2 separate regions of the Homo sapiens genome follow, and region 2 is linked to region 1. Evidence: chromatin loops called from intact Hi-C (ENCODE). Cell type or tissue: GM12878. All regions are shown on one strand. Each heading gives the region's core, and the rest is flanking DNA. Links, peaks and the distances in the headings are about the cores only.

Evidence for each region. Hi-C counts contacts between places; a loop is a spot of excess contacts. Peaks named below come from ENCODE experiments on the same cell type or tissue, not always from the same donor. Only the 100,000 strongest peaks of a DNase experiment are listed, where the experiment ranks them.
Region 2: it touches region 1 in a loop (2.6-fold over the local background); 3 of 110 quality-filtered maps call a loop at or near these places.

The regions. Positions count from the first base shown.
Region 1 is chr14:65,297,395-65,308,949 of GRCh38, forward strand. No RefSeq gene overlaps it. Among named protein-coding and RNA genes, the nearest start is that of MIR4708, 32 kb to the right of the region's middle. RefSeq lists enhancers at 4,888-4,987, 5,008-5,077, 7,208-7,307 and a silencer at 5,558-5,657. In GM12878, for the core only: no CTCF peak of the experiment used is centred there; DNase peaks (open chromatin) are centred at 4,697 and 5,647; H3K4me3 peaks cover 4,733 bases; H3K27ac peaks cover 7,162 bases.
Region 2 is chr14:65,173,174-65,184,728 of GRCh38, forward strand. No RefSeq gene overlaps it. Among named protein-coding and RNA genes, the nearest start is that of LINC02324, 43 kb to the right of the region's middle. RefSeq lists a silencer at 1,198-1,492 and enhancers at 6,606-6,805, 6,876-6,965. In GM12878, for the core only: no CTCF peak of the experiment used is centred there; a DNase peak (open chromatin) is centred at 6,928; H3K4me3 peaks cover 693 bases; H3K27ac peaks cover 2,518 bases.

The DNA of each region.
Region 1 (11,555 bases), core at 1,318-9,317:
TACCTACCTCTTGGATTGTTGTGAGAATTAAATGTGATAATTGATGTCAGGCACTCGGTATATTGAAGCTAGCTATGGCTCTGCCCTATATCACAAAAATCCTTGGAGCCCAGCCTGGTCACACACACCTGTAGTCCCAGATACTCAGGAGGCTGAGGCAGGAGGATGGCTTGAGCCCAGGAGTTTGAGGCTGTAGTACGCTATCATCGTGCCTATAAATAGCCACCTGGACAATATAGCAAGACCCTGTCTCTAAATAAATAAATACATTTTCAAAAAGAAAAATCTCTGGAGACCCTGTTGTTCCTCAGGGTTCCCCTCAGACATTTCTGTAAGTCTTCAGGGGTGTCTCAGGTATGTTCACCAGTAAGTCTTCGTAGCTACCAAATCTCACATTTATCTTGGATTCTCCGCCAACCTCCCCCTCCTCTACTCTGCTTTCTTTTGGTCTTGTCTGACTGTGAGCTCTCGCCTACCATTTTGCAGTGCCTGCCATGTAGGGTACTAATATCTGAGCAAATAGTGCTGCCTCCTGCTTAAAGCCAATGATGTCAACACTGAGTCAATAGCACCAAGGCCGCTGCAACTGCCACTCCCTAAAGCTTAAGGTATTCACCAAAGGTACCACCATCCCCCATTGCAGCTGCCTTGTGCCTGTCTCCTAGGTCACCTCGGAGAGCCTCCTAGCTGAGACTCTACCCACTGAAGCAGGAAGTGTTCCTTGGTGGCTCCTATTCCACAGGTCCCACGTGGATCTGCAAGTTGAGGAAGATCCCTGAACCATACTCGCTTCTGCTTGTCCCCACAGTGCTGTCTGTGTGTCCTCAATATCTCAAAGAAATTTTGTGTGACTGTGTCTACATCAGCTCTCCATCACCTAAGCCTCCTATCCTATCCTGTGTGATTAGGACTTAATCACAGCCATGGGATGCTGGGTGGGAAACAACTGGAGAGACATACACCCAGCAGTTACTTGAAACCACTCCTTCCCCCCACCAGAAGCCAAGGGCATTATTACCAACTAGTGTTTTTCAGTTTCTCTCTCTTATTTATTTATTTTTAGAGACAGGGTCTTGCTCTGTTGCCCAGGGTAGAGTGCAGTGGTGTAAGCATAGCTCATTGCAGCCTTGAACTCCTGGCTCAGTACATTGCAGCTAGCTATGGCTCTGCCCTGTATCAGAAAAATCCCTGGAGCTCGGCCTGGTTGCACACGCCTGTTGTCCCAGCTACTCAGGAGGCTGAGGCAGGAGGATGGCTTGAGCCCAGGAGTTTGAGGCTGCAGTACACTATCATTATGCCTGTCAATAGCCACATGGGCAATATAGCAAGACCCTGTCTCTAAATAAATAAATAAATTTTTAAAAAGAAAAGATCTCTTGGGGCTGGGCACAGTGGCTCACGCCTGTAATCCCAGCACTTTGGGAGGCCAAGGCAGGTGGGTCACCTGAGGTCAGGAGTTGGAGACTAGCCTGACCAACATGGTGAAACCCTGTCTCTACTAAAAATACAAACATTAGCCAGGCATGGTGGCGCAAGCCTGTAATCCCAGCTACTCAGAAGGCTGAGTGAGGCAGGAGAATCACTTGAACCCGGGAGGTGGAGGTTGCAGTGAGCGGAGATTGTGCCATTGCACTCCAGCCTGGGTGACAAGAGCGAAACTCCGTCCGAAAAAAAAAAAAAAAAAGAAAGAAAAGGAAAGAAAAGAAAAAAATCTTTGTAGACCTTGTCATTCCTCAGGGTTCCCCTCAGACATTTCTGTAAGTCATCAGGGGTGTCTCAGGTATGTTCACCAGTAAGTCCTCTTAGCCCAGGAGTTTGAGACTGTAGTACACTATCATTATGCCTGTCAATAGGCACCTGGGCAATATAGCAAGACCCTGTCTCTAAATAAATAAATAAATAAATATGTTTTTAAAAAGAAAAATCTCTGGAGACCTCCCACCTCAGCCTCCTGAGTAGCTGGGGCTACAGGCACGTTCGCCGTGCCAAGCTATTTTTTTTTTAATCTTTATTTTTGTAGAGATAGGGTCTCACTATGTTGTCCAGGCTGACCTCAAACTCCTGGCCTCAGTGATTCTCCCACATCAGCCTCCCAAGGTGCTGGGATTACAGATCTGAGCAACCCACCCAGCCTCTCACTCTCGTAGAAAGAGTCTTTTCTGGTGGCTTCCAGGTCCCTCATACAAAAAAAGGCTCCTGACAGGGTTCTCCACTGGCCCTATACCCAAGACCAGACATGAGCCCCCATCTAAAGACAGCTTGTTTCCAGCCCAGAGCCTCATCACTTTTAAAAGGGAAAAATTCGACAGTAAAAGCATTAACTTTCTTAGGCCTTTCAGATTTGATCAACTGAAAATTAATACCGAGAATTACAAAATTAAGGACTTCTTGGATAAACATTAGAAAAACAAAACTGATTAAGATTATTTGGTAAAAAGCAGAGGTAGAAAGTTCTACCCTTTAAGAACAGATTAGAGGAAAAATTGCACAGAAGCCGGTAAGGAAGGAGTTATCTGCAGAGCCGGTGTCTGATATGCAAAATGCTGATAAGGCTTAGAAACTCAGAAGACCTGAGGAGGCCCCCTTTGATACTGTTTGATAAAGCAACAAGCGCAATCACAGTGCCAGGGCCTGTGCTAGGAATTGTATGTACCCTGTCTTTAATCTTCAAACAACTCTGTGTTACTGGAAAAAACACCTGCCCACACCCACTCCCTCCCCTACTCACCCAACAGGGCCTGGGAGGAAAAGAAGTCCTGTTTCTCAGAGCAAATGTAACCTGGCAGCCCTTAAAAATACAATTGGTGGCCAGGCATGGGGGCTCATACCTGTAATCCCAGCACTTTGGGAGGCTGAGGCGGACAGATCACCTGAGGTCGGGAGTTCAAGACCAGCCTGACTAACATGGAGAAAACCTGTCTCTATTAAAAATACAAAAATTAGCCAGGCATGGTTGCACATGCCTGTAATCCCAGCTACTCGGGAGGCTGAGGCAGGAGAATCACTTGAACCCAGGAGGCAGAGGTTGCCGTGAGCTGAGATCGCGCCATTGCACTCTAGCCTGGGCAACAAGAGCGAAACTCTGTCTCAAAAAAAAAAAAATACAATTGGTAATTTTAAAGCTTTAGCAGAGTTCTTGGATATGTGGAGGGAGAGCAAAGTTTGCAGCAGGAACTGGAGAGAGATGAATTGGTTGCGTTATGTTATGCCGTTATTATCCCTTAGGAAGGATCTGTGTTTCCTCTAGAAGGTGAGGGCAGAGGAGGAAGAGAAAGGAAAGAAAAGGAAGACAAAGTGGCTCGAGAACATATCGGGAGACTGGATCCGGAACAGGGAAAAATGCCAAGGGACAGACAGACTGAGAGAATACATAATATGTATGTAGAGAGAGCTTATATCTATAGAGTGCCATATATGTGTGTGTGTGTGTGTGTGTGTGTGTGTGTGTGTGTGTGTGTGTGTGTGTGTATAAATTTAGTGTAGAGAAAGGATCTCGCTTTGTTGCCCAGACTGGTCCAAAACGCTTAACTTCAAGTGATCCACCCACCTCAGCTACCAAAGTGCTGGGATTACAGGTGTGAGCCACCACACCCAGCTAACAATATTGATTTTTTAGTATGCCTAGCAGGATATAAATCCCTCCATGCCAAGCTTGTCTAAACCGCGGCCTACGGACTGCATGTGGCCCAGGACGGCTTTGGATGTGGCCCAACACAAATTTGTATACTCTCTTAAAACATTATGAGATTTATGCACGGACCATTTTTTTTTTTTTTTTTTTTTAGTTCATCAGCTATCGTTAGTGTTAGTGTATTTTATGTGTGGCCCAAGACAATTCTTCTTCTTCCAATGTGGCCCAGGGAAGCCAAAAGATTGGATACCTCTGCTCTATGCAAAGCCTTAGGTGACTGAGTTTTTGTTGAAATTAAGGAAAGAACTGAGCTCTACAACTGGATTGACATGGCATAGGTTAGAGGCAGCGTGTGACAGGTGATGAGCCAATATTCCAGAATTTAAATAATCCTGGGGAAGTAGGAGCTCACAGCCTGGGTGATTGTATGCATAGGACGATTGTATGCATCTTCAGAAAGTTTTCAGAAATCCCAGGGGGGTAATGGACTGCCTATACCCCTGTGACGGGTATTTGAGGACATCTTACCTAAAAATTAAGGGCCAGGAAGACTCTCCAACCTCTGTTTATACCTAAAATTACATAGTATGTATGATTTTTGAATCAAGTTGTCATTTTGCATCACATTTATAAACATTTCCAATGTCATTAGAATGTCTTCACTTTTAAAGTTTAGCGCAATGTGGGTACACCTTAATTTTAATTCTATAAAATTGACTATTCTGGCTGTTTCCAGCCTTGTTTTATGTTTTGTGTTTTTTTGCAATTATAACTACCGCTATGATAAACATCTGCGCAATACATTTTTACTAGGCAGCAGCTTAACCATGCCAACGTAATCCAGACTGACCAGGATTCTCAAATTTAGTCTCCATCGAGAGACCAAATATGCAAATGGACAATGGCCAGACCATATATGAAAACTGAACTCTGATCCACAGCCTCTGTAGCGACCAGCCCAGGAAGCCAAACCACAGCCTCTATAGCAATCAGCCCCCAGTCAGGACTTGGTCAATCATTGCCAGGTTCCCTAAATTTTGGCCCTCCTTCCAACTCAGGACCAACCAGAGAAAGCCAGATATGCTCTCTACACCAATTCTATAGGGCACCCTGCTTCTCAGTAGCCTGCCTCCAGCTCTTTCATGCCAACAACCTCCTATCAGAGCACACCTGAAGCCCTCCCCTTTTTTTCTCACTCTAAAGCTTGCCTACTCCCCCGCCTGACTTTGACTATCTGCTAAAACCAAGTGCTAGTGGCTGACTCCCTCGCTATAGAGAGCTCTCCATAAATCTTCTCTGCTTGTTCTCATTCGGGTTTATGTCTACACTGAGATATGCAAAGCGTATCTCAGGTCAACCTGGTAGACACTGAACCCAAAGGACTATCACAGGCCAAACACTACATAGGAGGCTTTTCTATCATGAGCCATTGGAAAATTCCTGGCCATTTCTAGAAGGACATCTAGCAGAAAAACACCACCTCCACACGCCATGCATACCTACCAGATAGAAGGCCCTGGGCCCCATGTTGGCTTTGACCACTTCATGCCTTTGCAGTACCAGAAGCAGCAGAAGCAGAAAGCCACAGAAAATAAATCAGCTGCTGAGTTCAAATTGCTGCAGTCCATCACGCTGCCGTGTCGCCAGCTCGTGGTGCCAGGCCAATTACTACCACAAGCACTGAAGTCACTTTTCAAAACATGGTCAAACAAACTCCAGCAGGGCCAGCTAGGCGTTAAAACACTCAGACACAATTGTCAAAGCAAAGATTTATGTGCCAGTAAATAAAAGTCAGGGCTCCAGTTTAGTAATCACCTGGCCGACAGCCTGAAGGTTAACCCTTTCTGGACAGACCTGACCCACTGTCAATTCAGAGAGACAAGAATAAAGAGGGCAGAAGGGGATGGGGTGGGAGGGAGCAGGGTGGGGTCCAGTCAGACTGAAACTGGGGTGATTTTCTGTGCTGTCATTCCTAGGCCACCACAACTTTGGGGGCTGTGGGTGACTGTCAACTCAGATCATCTGTGAGGCAGGTGTGACTGTTTCCTATGTCTTCTTAAGCCTCTTAAGTTCACACAGTTACCCAGAACCATCAGGAAACGGAGATAGATTTTCTCCCACTGTGTCCAGCACTGAGGTTCCCTTAAGGTTTGCAAGTTTCTTTTTAGTATTTAACTCTTTGAAGGACACATGACAAGTAGACCCACCCTTATTTGATTAGGACTCCCTCACCAGGGGTGTTAGAAGTGCCATTGCAGATGCTTACATTCTAGGCACACAAGAAAAAATCTTAAAAGCTCCTCTCTAGCCCAGCATTCTGAGAAATGATGCTGTCTAACTTTAAATAGGCTTTTAAAGTCTATTAAGCATCATTTACAAATCCCACTGGGTTTTAATCTCTGCAAACCTTCCGAGTTGGTATCACCATTATCATTATTCCCTTCTGAGGCTCAGAGAGTTTAACTGACTTGCCCATGAGCACGAAGCTAGGAAGCGACACAGCTGGGGCTCATCTGACTCCAGAATCCAGTGGTACTTTGGGGATGGGGCTGGAGGGTTAGGGGTGGGAGGCGGGTAGGAAATCCAGCTTTCACTAGAGCTGGAGGTGTTTGCCCTAAGCTTCCTGATACAAGGGGAGGGTGGTGATTTTGAGGGTTTACAAGGCTCACAGGGAGACCCATGGCTGGAAATCACCTCTGGGTTCTCTTCAAGCCCCGGAAAGGGAGTGCCCGAATGAAACAGCTCTTCTGGTATTTTAATGGAACAAAAAGCCCGAAATACAAGGAGCTGGCTGGTTGCTGGGACGGCCCCTAACTTACTCTTTAACTGTAATGAACTGGTCATTTCCTGGATGTAAAGGAAAAGTTTAAGAAAAAAGTGACAGAGAAACCCCCTCCCAGCCCCCCAGCCCCCCAGCCCAGCCAGCTGCAGCGAGGAAAACAAATGAGCTTCTATAGATGGAATCCTTTGTTTGAATAGAGGCTAATTGTGGCTCCTCTGCTTGTAACCTGGGGTCAGGTGGCTGACACCCAAACGGTTCCCTCAAGGCAGTAACTACGAGCCCCTGGAAGAATGAGCACACTGGGACTCGGGAAGGGACCACTTACAAGAAAGGTCTGAATCTGGAAGAAGCAAAGGATCAAGTCAGACGTGTGAAGAATAAGGAGCCCGTGGATCTAGAGAGAAAGAACATTTTTCTGTGAAGAGTTTCCCCTCCTTATCCTCTCTCCCTGCCACATTTAGGTAAAAAGACCCAGTGATAAATAGCACCTGCCAGCCATGGTAGGCATGACCAGAGTGGCATGCGGCCTGTGCATAGGGTGCTGGATGAGGGCAGAGGCACCCATGGAGGTGCAAGCCTGTTTCGCTGCCCCTCCTGACCCCAGCATCCCTAGCCACCAGTGTGATAAAGTGAGTGCCTCCAGAGGGCAGGAAGGCAGAGACCCTGCCCAGCCCCTTCTCCTGTCCTCTGGCCTCCTCATCTGCCTCGCGCCACTTCCTTCCACCTAGCTCTTCTCTCTTGGCCAGCCTCCCACATGCAGGTGCCAGTGAGAATAACACTTGCACTTAGATTGATTCTGTATTTTCTCTCCTTTTTTTTTTTTTTTCTTTTTTGAGACGGAGTCTCTCACTGTGTCACCCAGGCTGGAGTACAGTGGTGTGATCTCGGCTCACTGCAACCTCCGCCTCCCAGGTTCAAGCAATTCTGCCTCAGCCTCCTGAGTAGCTGGGATTGCAGGCACCCGCCACCACGCCCAGCTAATTTTTGTATTTTTAGTAGAGACAGGGTTTCACCATATTGGCCAGGCTGGTCTCGAACTCCTGACCTCGTGATCCGCCTGCCTCGGCCTCCCAAAGTGCTGGGATTATAAGTGTGAGCCACTGTGCCCAGGCTTCTCTCCTTTTTACTAAGCTGTCCAGGACACGGTCCCCTCAGGGTGCTAAACACCCTCCTGGCCTGAGAACAAAAGAGAACAGAGCTGGAAGTGGAGGAAGCTATTCTTCTGCTTTTCTTGATCTCTGATCCTATCCCCTTCTAGCATCCCAGTCAGCTTGTGCCCCCTGAGTGGCATCTTCCTGCTGTGGGACTCTTGTGAAAGCCACGTCAGGGCCCTGTGGTAGTGAGGGGGAGAGAGCTACCAGTGACTCTGATGGGAAGGAGATCTCCCTGTGCTGTCGCCATCACAGGGCTGGGCCATGTGCTTCAGAGACTGCCTGAGAGAAGGGAGCTCAGGATGTTTGAGGTGGGACTGAGTTTTGACCTGAAGACTTTTGAAATGTTTGTGAAAAGAGGAGAAAACACACAGGGAAATTCAACAATAAACCTAGGCTTTTAAAAGAATCCAGAAGTGAGTCTTGAATTTTCTAAGAGGCAAGACATGGATACAACTTTAGGGCAGATGGTTACTTAGTTTTGGAAAAACCAGTGTAATGGCTCATTTAATTATGCAAATGTGGGGATATAGTAGCTGGAAGGGAAAAGTGCTCTGGAGGTAAAGTGAATGGGTGTGTCTGTGTTAGAGTCTGCCATAGATCTCTGCTGCTTCCTTAGGAAAAACTAGATTTGCTGAGAAAGAAGTTGACCTGTGCCAGACCGATGCTACATTGTAGCTGCCTGTGTTCTTGTAGCACTCATCATAGATGAAGACTCTGCTTTTGTGAAGTCTTTGTGGGGACTGGGAACACACAGTTGAGATTTTTTTTTTTTTTTTTTTTTTTTTTTTGAGACAGAGTCTCGCTCTGTCACCCAGGCTAGAGTGTGCAGTGACGTCATCTCGGCTCACTGCAATCTCCGCCTCCCAGGTTCAAGCGATTCTCCCACCTCAGCCTCCTGAGTAGCTGGGATTACAGGTGTCTGCCACCACGCTCGGCTAATTTTTTGGGTATTTTTAGTAGAGATGGGGTTTCACCATGTTGGCCAGGCTAGTCTTGAACTCCGACCTCAGGTGATCTGCGTATCTCGGCCTTCCAAGTGCTGGGATTACAGTCGTGAGCCACAATGCCTGGCCAGTTGGGGAGATTCTATATGCAGCCCAGCCCTACAGACTGCTTTGGGATTCCCAGGAGAGACCCTGTTGGCCAAGACATTGGTGTCCCCATTATGGGCATTACTAATAATGAGGCCCTTTTGAGTGGCTTCTCTAGTATCAAACATTCACTAGGTAAGGCTTAGGATTTCTTTCTTTTCTTTTCTTTTTTTTTTTTTTTTGAGACAGGGTCTCGCTCTGTCGCCCAGGCTGGAGTACAGTGGCGCAATCTCGGCTCACTGCAACCTCTGCCTCCTGGGTTCAAGTGATTCTCTTGCCTCAGCCTGCTGAGTAACTGGGATTACAGGCACACGCCACCACGCCCAGCTAATTTTTTTGTATTTTTAGTAGAGACAGGGTTTCACCATGTTGATCAGGCTGGTCTTGGACTCCGGTTCAGGAGTTCTTATCCTGAGTCCGTGGACCCGCCGTGAGGTCAGTGAATAAAATTCAGAGACTCTATGTACTTGAATGAAAAAAATATATATATTTTTTACTAACTTCTAAATGATTTTAGCGTTTTCTTGAGTAGTAATACAGGTAAGAAACTACAGTCATATTAGCAGAACTGGTGACTTTATCACTGCTATGGTTTAGATATGGTTTCTTTGGTCCCCCCCCAAAGAAATTGATCCCCAGTGTTGGAGGTGGGGCCTAATAGGTTTTAGGGTCATGGGGCTGAATCCCTCATGACTGGCTTGGTGCCTCCTCGAGGTAATGAGTTCTCACTCTACTAGTTCTTATAAGAGCTGATGGTTAGAAAGAGCCTGGCACCTTCCCCCTCTCTCTTGCTTCCTCGCTCACCACATGATTTCTAAACACCAGCTCCCCTTTGCCTCACACCATGAGTGGAGGCAGCCTGAAGCCCTCACCAGAAGCAGATTCTTATGCCATGCTTCTGGTACAGCCTGCAGAATCATGAGCCACATCAACCACGTTTCTTTATAAATTACCCAGCCTCAAGTATTTCTTTATAGCAACAAAAAACAGACTAAGATAGTCACCAATAGAAACTATGGATATTTTCATGTCACCTTACTGTTGTTAATGTTATCTTGAAGTATTGTGTACATTTATTACTGCTTGAAATTTACAGTAGCTATTAGGCCTGTCCCTAGAAACTGGCAGGGTTAAACTCAACTTCCAGTTGGCATCAGGTGATAGAATCACTTGCAGGTGGTTTAACACTGGACTGGACTCAATCCTTGGCTCAGGCCATCCTGAAAGCCTATAAGCTACTGATCCATTTGGGGAAAGGGGAGAGTACCTACGCAGTATTTACAGCCAATGCACCTATCTTGAACACAACTCATTTTACCAGTGAAAATTAATATCTAACATTTATTATGCTAGCTAACAAGCCCTCTGGTGTTAATATGAAATAAAGATGGTTGAAGTTGTAGTGGTGTGGCCCTCTGGTTAGATCTTTTTTGCTTAGAGTTCTGCTTATAATCTTTCAGATGTTATTCATTCCTGAAGAGTGCCTTTCCTTTAGAAGACACCAAATGTTAATTAACTGCTCCCAGTGTGTAGATGACATATATATCATATTAATTATGCTGAAATATTTAAAAGTAAATGATCACAATATAATGCAAATCAAAGCTGACCCAGAAGTTTGGTAGAAATTGTAGGTTATCTGACACATCCAGTGAATCCTTGTGCTTCTTTTGGGTAGCTAAACATCAAATGTCTTCTTGAATTTATAGTCGAAACCACTTGGGAAACAGCACCAGGTACGTGGCCTCATGTATTAGTCTGTTCTCATGCTGCTATAAAGAACTGCCTGAGACTGGGCAATTTATAAAGGAGAGTGGTTGGTTTTGTTTGTTTGTTTGTTTGGTTTTTTTTTTGAGATGGAGTCTCGCTCTGTCGCCCAGGCTGGAGTGCAGTGGGGTGATCTCAGCTCACTGCAAACTCCGCCTCCCGGGTTCACGCCATTCTCCTGCCTCAGCCTCCCGAGTAGCTGGGACTACAGGCGCCCGCCACTAAGCCGGGCTAATTTTTTTTGTATTTTTATTAGAGACAGGGTTTCACCATGTTAGCCAGGATGGTCTCGATCTCCTGACCTCATGATCCATCCAATTAAACCAAGAAAGTGGTTTAATTGACTCAGTTCAGCAGGGCTGGAGAAGCTTCAGGAAACTTAAAATCGTGGCAGAAGGGAAAGCAAACACATCCTTCTACACATGATGGCAGGGAGAAGATTGAGAGCTCAGTAAAGGGGGAAGCCCCTTATAAAATGATCCGATATCATGAGAACTCACTCACTATCATGAGAATAGCATGTGGGAAGCCACCCCCATGATTGAATTACCTCCCACTGGGTCTCTTCTACCACTTGTGGGGATTATGGGAACTACAATTCAAGATGAGATTTGGGTGGGGACACAGCCAAACCATATCACCTCACATATTACTGTACCCCTTGGTCAAGAGTGGACTGTCAGAGCAAGTCTGGCAAACTGTCTAATGCTGGGTCATTAGAAAAAGAAATTCCTGGAGCAGGAAACCACTGCTGCATCTCTTTGCTCTTTCCTTGGAAAGAAACATTATTTCACAGAAAGACAACAGATAAATGCTGAATGGTTGCTTTCCCCTGCTCTTAGCTATACATTGCAAATGTCCTATTCTCAAAGATGCTAGCTCTAGCTAAATATAGCCAAGGTATTGAGTCTAAGAGCAGGGGATGCTGCTCTTTACCACTCTTGGTATCATTTTCAAATGTAAAGAGGCTCAGTGCCCTTTAGCAAATAGAGACCAGGATTCAGTTTTCTCCCTTTTGAAATTGAACTACCTTTTGGCCAGAAAGAATGAAGTTATTTAAAACCTCAGCATTATTAATGCAAGAAGGGACCACAAAGAGTACTTGGTCCCTCTTCCCCACTTAACAGATG
Region 2 (11,555 bases), core at 2,165-10,164, 120 kb before region 1:
TCTCTACTAAAAAAATACAAAAAATTAGCCGGGCTTAGTGGCGGGCGCCTGTAGTCCTAGCTACTTGGGAGGCTGAGGAAGGAGAATGGCGTGAACCCGGGAGGCGGAACTTGCAGCGAGCCAAGATCGCACCACTGCACTCCAGCCTGGGCGACAGAGCGAGACTCCGTCTCAAAAAAAAAAAGTCGTGACATTGTTAAGAGGTTGGATTGGATGTTGGATCAAAACATTTTTTTCTCTTTATAAAGAACATTATTTTGCTCTTATAAAGAACATTATTAGAATAACTGGTGAAATTTTACATCAGAAAGATGTATAGTTTAGATAATAGTGTTGTGTCAATATTAATTTCCCGAGTTAGATAATGTATTTGAGTTATGAAAGAGAATATTCATGTTTTTTAGGAAACATACACTCAAGTATTTAGGGATAAAGGGGGATCTTATCTGCACCTTACTCTCAAATGGTTCAGAAAACAGTCTACATAGGGAAGGAAAATCAGAAGCAGACAGGGTGAAAAGGACACAGGAATTGTCTGTACTCTTGTATTTTTCTGTGAAAAGTACTTTGTGCTTTTCTGTAAGTCTGAAATGGTTTCAAAAGAAAAAGTTCCCCATCTGCAGACTCAGAAATCCTTTTCAGTGAATTTTCTTCCCAGTCTTTTCTTTCCCTCCCTCTGATGGTATGCCTTAGTATTTCCGTCCTCACAGCTCCCTTTACAAAGCAGAATTCTGTCGAATGGGGGAGTGTGAGGAAGGGGTGTGTGTGAGTGTGTGTGGGGGGTGAGTGTGTGTGAATGTGTGAGGGTGTGTGGGGGGTGTGTGGATGTGAGAGTGTGTGTGTTATGTAAGAGTGAATTGTGAGTGTGATATGTGAGTGTAGGTTGTGTGTGTGTAAATGTGTGAGTGTGTGTGCTGAGTGTGTGGGGGTGTGATGGTATGTGAATGTGTGTGGGGTGTGTGTGTGAATTTGTGTGTGATGTGAGTTGTGAGAGTGTGTGTGAATTTGTGTGATGTCCGTGAGTTGTGTGTGATGTGTGAGTTGTATGTGATGTGTGCGTGTTGTGTGTGTGAATTGTGTGTGATTGTGTGTGAATTGTGTGAGTGTGTGATATGTGTGTGTGAAAGTCGTGAGTGTGTGTGTATGTATAGTGCAACTACTCCCTCAGGATGTCACAGAGGCAAACCATAAAGCCGGGATAAAGTCAGTTGTTACGATGCCGAATAAGGCCAGTGAATGAAGTCAGAAGCCCCTTGGTGGTTCTTTTCAGGTTTCTGTGGACAGGAGGGCGTGGTCTCGGCGGGATGCACTGACCCAGCTCAGAGAGCTGAGAGCATGTGAGAAACAAGACCGAGTTCCTAGTCTGCATGCTCGCCCGCTCTCACTGTCTCCCCCTCCCCTGCTCTCTTTCTCACACACTCCTCTCTCTTTCCTCTTCTGTCCGAGAGTGCCTTTGAATACTCTGGAACCAGGTGAAGGGGCCATTTTCTCTCTGGGACAGACATCTCTCCACAGCAGGGGGACGTTCTTCCCTGGGGCCAGAGAGCAAGGTTCAGTATGCAGAGCCCGCTAACTTTGGGTTCAGACCTTGGCAGGGTGGGGTGAGGGCAGCCTTGTGAGGTCTAATGCCTCCTCCCCCTACATTTGGTCTGGCTTGTTTAGAACCTCGTATCCAGGTCCAAGAACCTGGATACAAGTCCCAAAGCACTTACCCTAATGCCTGCACAATGGTCATGGCATGAAAAGACTCCAAAGGCAGGTTTGCCAGATGCTGCATTAAAATTCATTCCCCTACTTTCTCTAACAGCCATTCGCTTTAATTCACTCATCTCACTATCATGAGCTGCAGCGAAGCAGAAAGTGGTTCTGCTATTTTTAAATGATCCCAATGGAATGAAATAATGTCTTGATTCCTTCCCAGTGGTCTAGGGACAATCAAAGTGAAGACTAGGGGATGGGCAAGGTAGAACTCACCCTCTCTTGGAAGTGGGCATCTATCTGTCTGACTCTTAGCTTTTTAGAGCACTGGCTTTTGCTTGGAGGGAAACATAGAGAAGAAAAAAGATAGAGTCATTTTCAGTTCTGAAAAGATATTTGTCTCAATCCACCAACATCAACCAGATATGAGTTATATAAATCAAATAGGCACAGAGCTTCAGGCTAGCCTGTGACAAAGAAAATTTAAATATTTAAGAGCCAGTCATGAAGGTACCAGGAAAGGGAGATAAAAAATAAATAATTAAAATTAAAGAAAGAGCTGGTCAACCCTTATCTGATCAGCTTGGAGTTCATTTTCACTCCAAGACACTAAGTCTAAGCCCTTTTATTTTTTACATTTTATTTATTTATTTAGCGACCAAGTCTTGCTCTGTTGTCCAGGCTGGAGTGCAGTGGCGTGATCACGGCTTATTGCAGCTTTGACCTCCTGGGCTCAAGTGATCCTCCCCGCTCAGCCTCCCAAGTAGTTAAGACTATAGGTGCACACCACCACACCTGGCTAATATTTATTTATTTATTTATTTTGTAGAGATGGAGTCTCACTATGTTGCCCAGGCCAGTCTCGAACTCCTGGCCTCAAGTGATCCTCCCATCTTGGCCTCCCAAAGTGCTGGGATTACAGATGAGCCACGGAGATTGGCTAAGCCCTTCTAAAAGCCATACGCTGTTCATTCCTGTGGAGAAGGTGGACCCCATGGCTGGGGCCAAGGTTGTGTATTGATTACAGAGGATCCAACTTTCTGCTCCTCATGTGGCCCATTTGCCCACATATTAACCTCCAAATGGCTTTCCTCCAGGGATGCTATGTACAAAATAGCAGCATCTTTTGGCAATCAAGTGGGAATCAGTCAACTAATAACTAGATATTAAATGTAGACCATACTCAGTGCTTGGATAACCCTGTAAAAAATAAAAGTAGCTCTGGCCAGGTGGGGTGGCTCACGCCTGTAATCCCAGCACTTTGGGAGGCTGAGGCAGGCGGATCATGAGGTCAGGAGATCGAGAGCATCCTGGCTAACATGGTGAAACACCGTCTCTACTAAAAATACAAAAAATTAGCTGGGCATGGTGGCGGGCGCCTGTAGTCTCAGCTACTCGGGAGGCTGAGGCAGGAGAATGGCGTGAACCTGGGGGCAGAGCTTGCAGTGAGCCGAGAGCATGCCACTGCACTCCAGCCTGGGCGAGAGAGCCAGACTCCGTCTCAAAAAAAAAAAAAGAAAAAAAAAAAGTAGCTCTAAGATGGAAGTGTGTATGATGAAGAAACTCCCTGCATCATCACAGTAACTGAAACGGGGATAGCCAAGAAGGGCTCCTTCATCTGGGCTGATTCACTCAGACTTCTAGGGCCTAATGCTGTTGGAGGGATTTTAGTGTTTTTTTTCAAGGTTTCCATGTGGCAAGATAGCATTAACTCTTAGATGGAAAATGCACCGTTTTCATAGGGCAACATATACCTTATTTTCTTTTGCCATCTGAGGAAGCACATTAACAGTTTCAGAGCCAATATTTATAATTTTAGCAGAAATGTTCTCACAAAGATCTCAAAACTCCTATAACAGACTTGTGAAAGAATTACTATATTTAAGGAGTGGGAAGTCTATAAGAAGCTCCATGGCAGAGGGAGGAGTTGAGCTGAGATGTCCAAGACCCAGAGCCTTTCTCCAGTATTGTGGGTGGTGGCTGTGAGTTGGGATGGGTATCACTGTTGTCTTGTAGGGGTGAGTTTTGCCAGGGATTCTATTTTCCACATACCATCTCGGCAATGGTTTATTTTGGTGTATGCTCAGAACTTGGGCAAAATTATTGACTATAAATGGGCTTAAATCTCTCTTCTAGTCGATTGAGTGCATACTTAGGACATAGTATTTTATGACACCATTATATTCTATGTATCTTGATTATAGGAGAACGCTATAATCCTATTGTATTCATCATATTCACTGTAGTGAGTTAAAGAAGGTTTAAAATTCTTTGCCTCTCTTACTATCAAGAAGTGTGGTCTATTTTCTATTTCTTTGAAACAGACCAACTCTGACACTGGTTTTGACAAATAGAATACACTGGAGGCCAAACACAGTGGCTCACATCTGTAATCCCAGCACTTTGGGAGGCCAAGGCAGGTGGATCACTTGAGCCTAGGAGTTTGAGACCAGCCTGGCCAAAGTGGCAAAACCTTGTCTCTACAAAGAAATTTAAAAAATTAACTGGGTATGGTGGCACATGCCTATAATCCCAGCTACTTGGGAAGCTGAGGCAGGAGGATTGCTTGAGCTCAGGAGGTTGAGGCTGCAGTAACACTGTATAACTTCTAAGGCTGGGCCCTAAGATATCCGTAGCTTCCAATTTTGTCCCATTTGGGAGCAGTTGCCATATAAGAAATCTGGTTACCTTGAAACTTCTATATCATGAGAAAGCTCAACCTTACCACGTGGAGAGAGGGACCAAGTGGAGAAGTGCTGAGGTGCCAGACACGTAAGTGAAATTTTCTTAGACCTTTCTGTCTAGCCACTAGGTAAATGAAGCCTAGTAAATGACCTCAGCCAGTGGCATGAGGAACAGAATAACCACCCAACAAAGCTCTGTCCAAATTGCTGACTCAGAGAAACATAAGCAAATATGATGATTGGTTTAAGCCAGTACGTTTTGGGGCAATTTGTTAACTAGTATAACAGAAACATATCGAATCAAAGTTGATGGAATTAGTGACCCACACACCCACCCCCATTACACAGCAACAACAGGATCCAGATGGATAAAGCTTCTTTATAGTCATTCAAATAGCAAAAACCTTACTGAGCTGAGAGCAGAGCCCAGAAAAATCCCCAAATTCCAGGTGTGGTCTACATGATATTAAATGGAGATATTTTTCTGAAAGCAACTATTTTCCCTCATACCGCTTTTCTGTAGTATGTTGCATTTTTCTTTTTTATTTATTTAATTTTTTGTTTTGTTTTGAGATAGGGTCCCACTCTGTGCCACAGGCTGGAATGCAGTGGCGTAATCTGGGCTCACTGCAGCCTCAACCTCCTGGGCTCGAGCCATCCTCTGTGTCAGCCTCCCTAGTAGCTGGAACCACAGATGTGTGCCACCATGCCTGGTGAATTTTTCTATTTTTTGTAGAGACAAGGTTTTGCCATGTTGCCCAGGATGGTCTCAAACTCCTGGGCTCGAGTGATCTACCCACCTCTGCCTCCCAAAGTGCTAGGATTACAGGCGTGAGCCACCTCACCTGGTAGCTGTGTCTTTCCCACACTGGCCATTATACCTCCCTACTGTAACCCCATTCATTTATTTTATTTTTAAAACAGTCCACAGAATATCATAATAGTAACATGTGTAAACAATGTAGCTACCCGATAGTAGAAAAAAGGATAAATAATTTATAGTACATCCACTAAAAAAATCACCAACTTGAATCTCTTAAATTTAATGCTACAGAAGGGTATCTATGGGCATTGAGAGATATTCTTCTCAGGGAACCTGCCCCGATAGTCACTTAGGTTCTTTTCTATTTTCCCTAAGCGTCGGCCGGCTTGAGAAATAAAGGGACAGAGTACAAAAGAGAGAAATTTTAAAGCTGGGCATCCGGGGGAGACATCACATGTCGGTAGTTTCCGTGATGCCCCACAAGCCACAAAAACCAGCAAGTTTTTATTAGGGATTTTCAAAAGGAGAGGGAGTGTGCGAATAGGTGTGGGTCACAGACATCAAGTACTTCACAAGGTAATAGAATATCACAAGGCAAATGGAGGCAGGGCAAGATCACAGGACCACAGGACGGGGCAAAATTAAAATTGCTAATGAAGCTTCGGGCACCACTGTCATTGATAACATCTTATCAGGGGACAGGGTTTTGAGAGCAACCGGTCTGACTAAAATTTATTAGGTGGGAATTTCTTCTTCCTAATAAGCCTGGGAGCGCTGTGGGAGACTGGGGTCTATTTCACCCCTACAGCCTTGACCATAGAAGACGGGCACACCTAGGGGGGCTGTCTATAGGCCTATACCCCCAGGTGCGTATTCTCTTTCCCAGGGATGTTCCTTGCTGAGAAAAAGAATTCAGTGATATTTCTCCCATTTGCTTTTGAAAGAAGAGAAATATGGCTCTGTTCCGCCCGGCTCACCAGCGGTCAGAGTTTAAGTTTATCTCTCTTATTCCCTGAACAGTTGCTGTTATCCTGCTCTTTTTTCAAGGTGCCCAGATTTCATATTGTTTAAACACACATGCTCTACAATTTGTGCAGTTAATGCGATTATCACATGGTCCTGAGGCAATATACATCTTCCTCAGCTGACAGGATTCAGAGATTAAAGTAAAGACAGGCATAGGAAATCACAAGGGTATTGATTGGGGAAGTGATAAGTGTCCATGAAATCTTCACAATTTATGTTTAGAGACTGCAGTAAAAACAGGCATAAGAAATTATAAAAGTATTAACTTGGGGAACTAATAAATGTCCATGAAATCTTCACAATCCATGTTCTTCTGCCATGGTGTCAGCCGGTCCCTCTGTTTGGGGTCCCTGACTTCCCACAACATATTTCCAATATATGTCATGGAACAGTGTTATCCCACTTTTAAAAGTCTTATATACAGTATTCGTATATGCCTAGAAGAGGATATGATTTGTAATAAGGTAGAGAAGAATATGGGGACTCTGCATGCTCTTATTTGAGTTTCCTGAAATAAGCATGTCATAACATGCTTTTGTAATATGAAATGGTGAGAAAAGTGCTATTTAGGAGGTAGAAGTAGTGATGGAATGGAGGAAGTCTTCTCCAGGGAAGGGGAATGAGGCTGAAGCGCTGTGACTCAGAGAGAAACACCTGTGGTGTCCGGAGTTCCCCATTTGCTATTTGCCCTCCTGTGCACGGAATCTGTGACAGGCAGCCTGCCAACGACATGACCTCTGTTAATGACAGCTGAAGTCTGGGCTCGTGTAGATTCTTAAGCAGAATAGGAATCAGAGTCAGAACTGTGGTTATTAGATGAGTGGCCTTGTCAGAACTTTATCACCAAGTAGTATTTATTAAGCACTCTCTTGCTTTAATGAGTCAGGAAATAGGGTTCTCGTTCCCTTTATCATTCACAGTTGTGTTTCTCAGCAAGTGCAGGGCTCCCTTCCTAAAATGGCCCAGGACCCTTTCTCCTGAAGCCATATTACTAGGCAGAATGTTCCAGGGATGCAAAGTGTTGAGTCAACTACAGAGTATTAACTGAATGTCTCATTGCTCTCTGGGACTTTTTATTCTGGCTCTCACTTCTTCTCCCTACCTCCTACCAGAAAATACAATAGTCAAATCTGTGTACAGTGAAAATCTGTTGTCCAGTATCTCCTTTTCCCTTCCGTTGGAAACATCACTTTGCTTTCCTTTTGGGGAACCACCTCTCCTCGTTCTGTTCATGTGGTTACAGCTGGAATGAGCTGGAATGATTCATCACCTGGCTCCAGACAGTGGGCATGTGACTCAGGCTTGGCCAACTGGCATATTCCAATCTCCTGGCCTTGGGAGAAAGGGCCACAGACAGGCACATGACCCAAGTCAGGCCATGGAGACTCATTTCTGGGACTCTTGCTGGAGCTGTCGAGAGAATGGTGGACTGTTTCTATCTGGATTGCTAAACTGGTAGTTTGCAAGCCCAGAGCTGCTTGTGGCCATCTTTGCCACTTCATAGGTTAAGCCTGCTTCATAGGTTAAAGTCTGAGCAGGCTTAACCTATGACATGGCAAAGATGGGGGCAGGGAAGCACAAAGAGATGCCTTCTAAGGATTTGGTGTCTTCAGAAGGACACAAAGGAAATACAAAGGAAAGCAGAGCTGAGAGAAAGAGAGAATCAGATTTTTAAATGTCTTTTTTTTTTTTTTGAGCCGGAGTCTCCCTCTGTCGCCCAGGCTGGAGTGCAGTGGTGTGATCTTGGCTCACTGCAAGCTCTGCCTCCTGGGTTCACGCCATTCTCCTGCCTCAGCCTCCCGAGTAGCTGGGACTACAGGCGCGTGCCACCATGCCTGGCTAATTTTATTATTTTTAGTAGAGACGGGGTTTCACCATGTTAGCCAGGATGGTCTCAACCTCCTGACCTCGTGATCCGCCTGCCTCAGCCTCCCAGAGTGCTGGGATTACAGGTGTGAGCCACCGTGCCTGGCCTAAATGTCATCTTTTGAGAACCTGGCTCCAGCCACTCCAGAATTTACTCCTGGATCGTTTAGTTGCATGAGCTAAGAAAATCCATTTTCCCCCCTCTTAAGACAGTTTGAGTTGGATTTCTCTCACAGAAAGGTAGGAGAAGGTGGGACTTGAGTGAAGCCTGTAAGGTTGGGTTTTACTTTTGCTTTATAATGACTTTACAGCTTTTGGAGAAAATTCACCCATAGTCACATTTGAGCCTCACCACAACCTTACAAAGTCAGCAGAGTCTCTATTATCATCTCCATCTTGCAGAAGAGGAAACTGAAGCTCAGAGAAGTTAGATGATGTGTGCAGAGCTGGGGATCAATGGAGCTGGGGCACAAATCCAAGCTCTTTCCACTACACAGAGAAGCTGCTGGAGCTAAATCAGATTTGAGTCAGCACAGAGAAGGCAGAGTGGGATTTTGGGAACATATGCCTCAGTGACAGAGACTATTTCTGCTCTTTTCGCAAGATCACCTAATATAGCGCACTAAATGCACAATAACACAACAATAACTAATATCTACTGTTTGTCTGTGCCCAGCATTGGGTTAAGTAAACACTTTAATGGATTACCCATCTCCTTTCGCTTTTCCCAATATTCATACAAGGAAGGCATTATTATTGTCGCTACCATTTAACGAAGTAAGATGAAATAACTAAAATGCAGAAAAATGAAGCCACTTGCCCTAAGTGACACAATGAGTAAGTGGCTCAGGGGGGATTGGAATCCAGATCTGACCCCAGAGAATTCCCCTCGGCTGTCTTTATCACCAGGCTGTAGCCATGGTAAATGGGATTGTTCTCTTCTTTTTCAGTTTATTGTTAGTGCAGGTCTAACAATAAAATGAATAATAAACAGAAACACTATTGACTTTTGTGTGTCGATTTTGTATCATGTGACTTTACTGTATTCGTGTATTGTAACAGTTTTGGGGTAGAATCGTTAGGGTTTTCTATATATAAGATCATGTCATCAGCAAACAGTAACAATTTAGCTTCTTCCTTTCTAAATGATTTAGTGTCTTTTATTTATTTTTTTCTTGCCTAATTGCTTTGGCAAGGACTTCTAATACTAAGCAGTGAAGGTGTTCAGGAAATGCCACCCCAAAATATGCCTCTGTGGTGCACTGGTGGCTTTGCACTGAGGGCACTTAGGAAACAGCAGATGCTTTCTCTGAGCCCCCTTATCTGCCTAAAGATGAATCCTCTAAAAGGAACTCAATTTGTTATGAATCCCCTCCCTAGAAATCTTATCAATCAGGGAAGATTAACTTGGTTCACAGGAGGTGAGACTGGAGGTTAACACCAACCCAGAGATTGTTACCTCTTCTTCTGAGGGCTGCTCCAGACAATTTTTATTAGCTGAGACTGTTTATCTGGATAAGGCAGCCTTTCTTCACCACAAATTTCCTCCCTTTGCTCTATCGTAATTTGTGTCCCCCGCCTCCCCTGAGAAGCTGGAGCTCCTATTCCTTTCTGTAGCTTAGGATGCTATATAGACTTCAATCGTCTGACCCTTCTTCAAGTCTCTTATTCTGTGGGACACCTTTGCATATGCCCATCATTAAATATGGTTTTTCTCCTGTCAATCTGTCTTATGTCCCTTTAATTTGTAGCCTAGCCAAGGAACTTAGAAGGGTGGAGGTTTTTCACTCCCCTACAGTTGAATAGAAGTGACAAGAGTGCACATCTTTGTCTTGTTCCAGATCTTACAGGAAAGGCTTTCAATTTTTCACTGTTGAGTATAATGATAGCTATGGGTTTAATGTATATTGTGTTGAGGTTCATTCCTTCTATACCTAATTTGTTGAGAGTTTTCATCATGAAAGGATGTTGAATTTTGTCAAATATGTTTTCCACACCTATTGAGATGATCAAATGGTTTTTATCCTTCATTCTGTTAATGCGATATATCACATTTATTGATTTGCATATGTTGAACTATCTTGCATCCCAGGGATAAATCCCACTGATCATGGTGAGTGATTCTTTTAATGTGTGGTTGAATTTGGTTTGCTAGTGTTTGTGTGTGTGTGTGTGTGTGTGTGTTTTGTTTTTGTTTTGTTTTTTGAGACGGAGTCTCGCTTTTTGGCCTAGGCTGGAGTGCAGTGGCATGATCTCAGCTCACTGCAACCTCTGCCTCCCGGGTTTGTGCGATTCTCCTGCCTCAGCATCTCGAGTAGCTGGGATTACAGGTGCCCGCCACCACACCCAGCTAATTTTTTTATTTTTGGTAGAGACGGGATTTTGCCATGTTGGCCTGGCTGGTCTCAAACTCCTGACCTCAAGTGATCCACCTGCCTCAACCTCCCAAAGTGCTGAGATTACAGGTATGAGGCACCATGCCTAGCTGCTAGTGTTCTGTTAAGGGTTTTTGCATCTATATTCATTAAGGATATTGGCCTGTAATTTTCTTGTTATGTCCTTGTCTGGCTTTGATATCAGGGTAATGCTGGCCTCATAAAAAGAGCTTGGAAGTATTTCCTCCTCTTCTAGTTTTTTTGGAAGAGTTTGTGAACTGCACCTTAGCAATAAATATATTGACACTGTCAACAACTCTTGGTTGGCCTTTTGGTCTTTCAGTTGGGGCTGGGAAGATGTGGTTCTAGATTTTTCTTTTTTAATGATACTTCTCCCCTCCTGATTAAGGGTCATGTGTCTCTAAAACTCCACAACGGACACAGTCCCTTCAGGTGCTCCGCCTTCTCAAGCTGGCTCTCCCTAACTGGCCTAGACAGCAGCAAAGTCCCCAGATATTTCCACGTGACTCATGCAACCCCCTTGCTTCCAATGTTTTGCCTCCTGCTGGTGCTCAGAAGCTCAGAGTGGTATTAAAGGGGCAACAGGAAAGTAAAGTCCCAGCAAGAGTGAGAGCCCAAATCCTCAGGAGGTGTCCCTCTGTGGTTCCCTGCCCCCACCCCACTTGCTCCATCTACCCACTGTAGGGAAGCAACTCCAGCTCCTAATGTATTTATTTTATGAAGTGCTGCCCTTGGTGTTAAAATCACCTCAGGGCACAGAGCACACAATTTTAAAACAATTAAAAGATACAAGGCAGAGGCTTGGCAATGACGGGCACTTTTTAAAAATCAGCAATAAAATGCCAGTTTGAGGCTCACCCCAGGGCTCTGAAGATTCTCCAAGAGGGCTCTGTCGATGGGAGGGGCAGGGAGTGAGTTTCCTACAGCCTCTGCCTGAGCTGTTTGCTCACGAAGCTGCCTCTCTACTCACTTTCCTTCACACTCTCCTGTCTGAGTTTTTATGACTCAGCTTGAGGCCAGAATCAACTCATTTATTTTCTTCCTGTACCTGGCTCTTGGGGCTGGTGGGGGTCCGTGGTGTCTGGCAAGGGCAGAGTGGCAGGCCTGCTTTAAGAGCCTGGC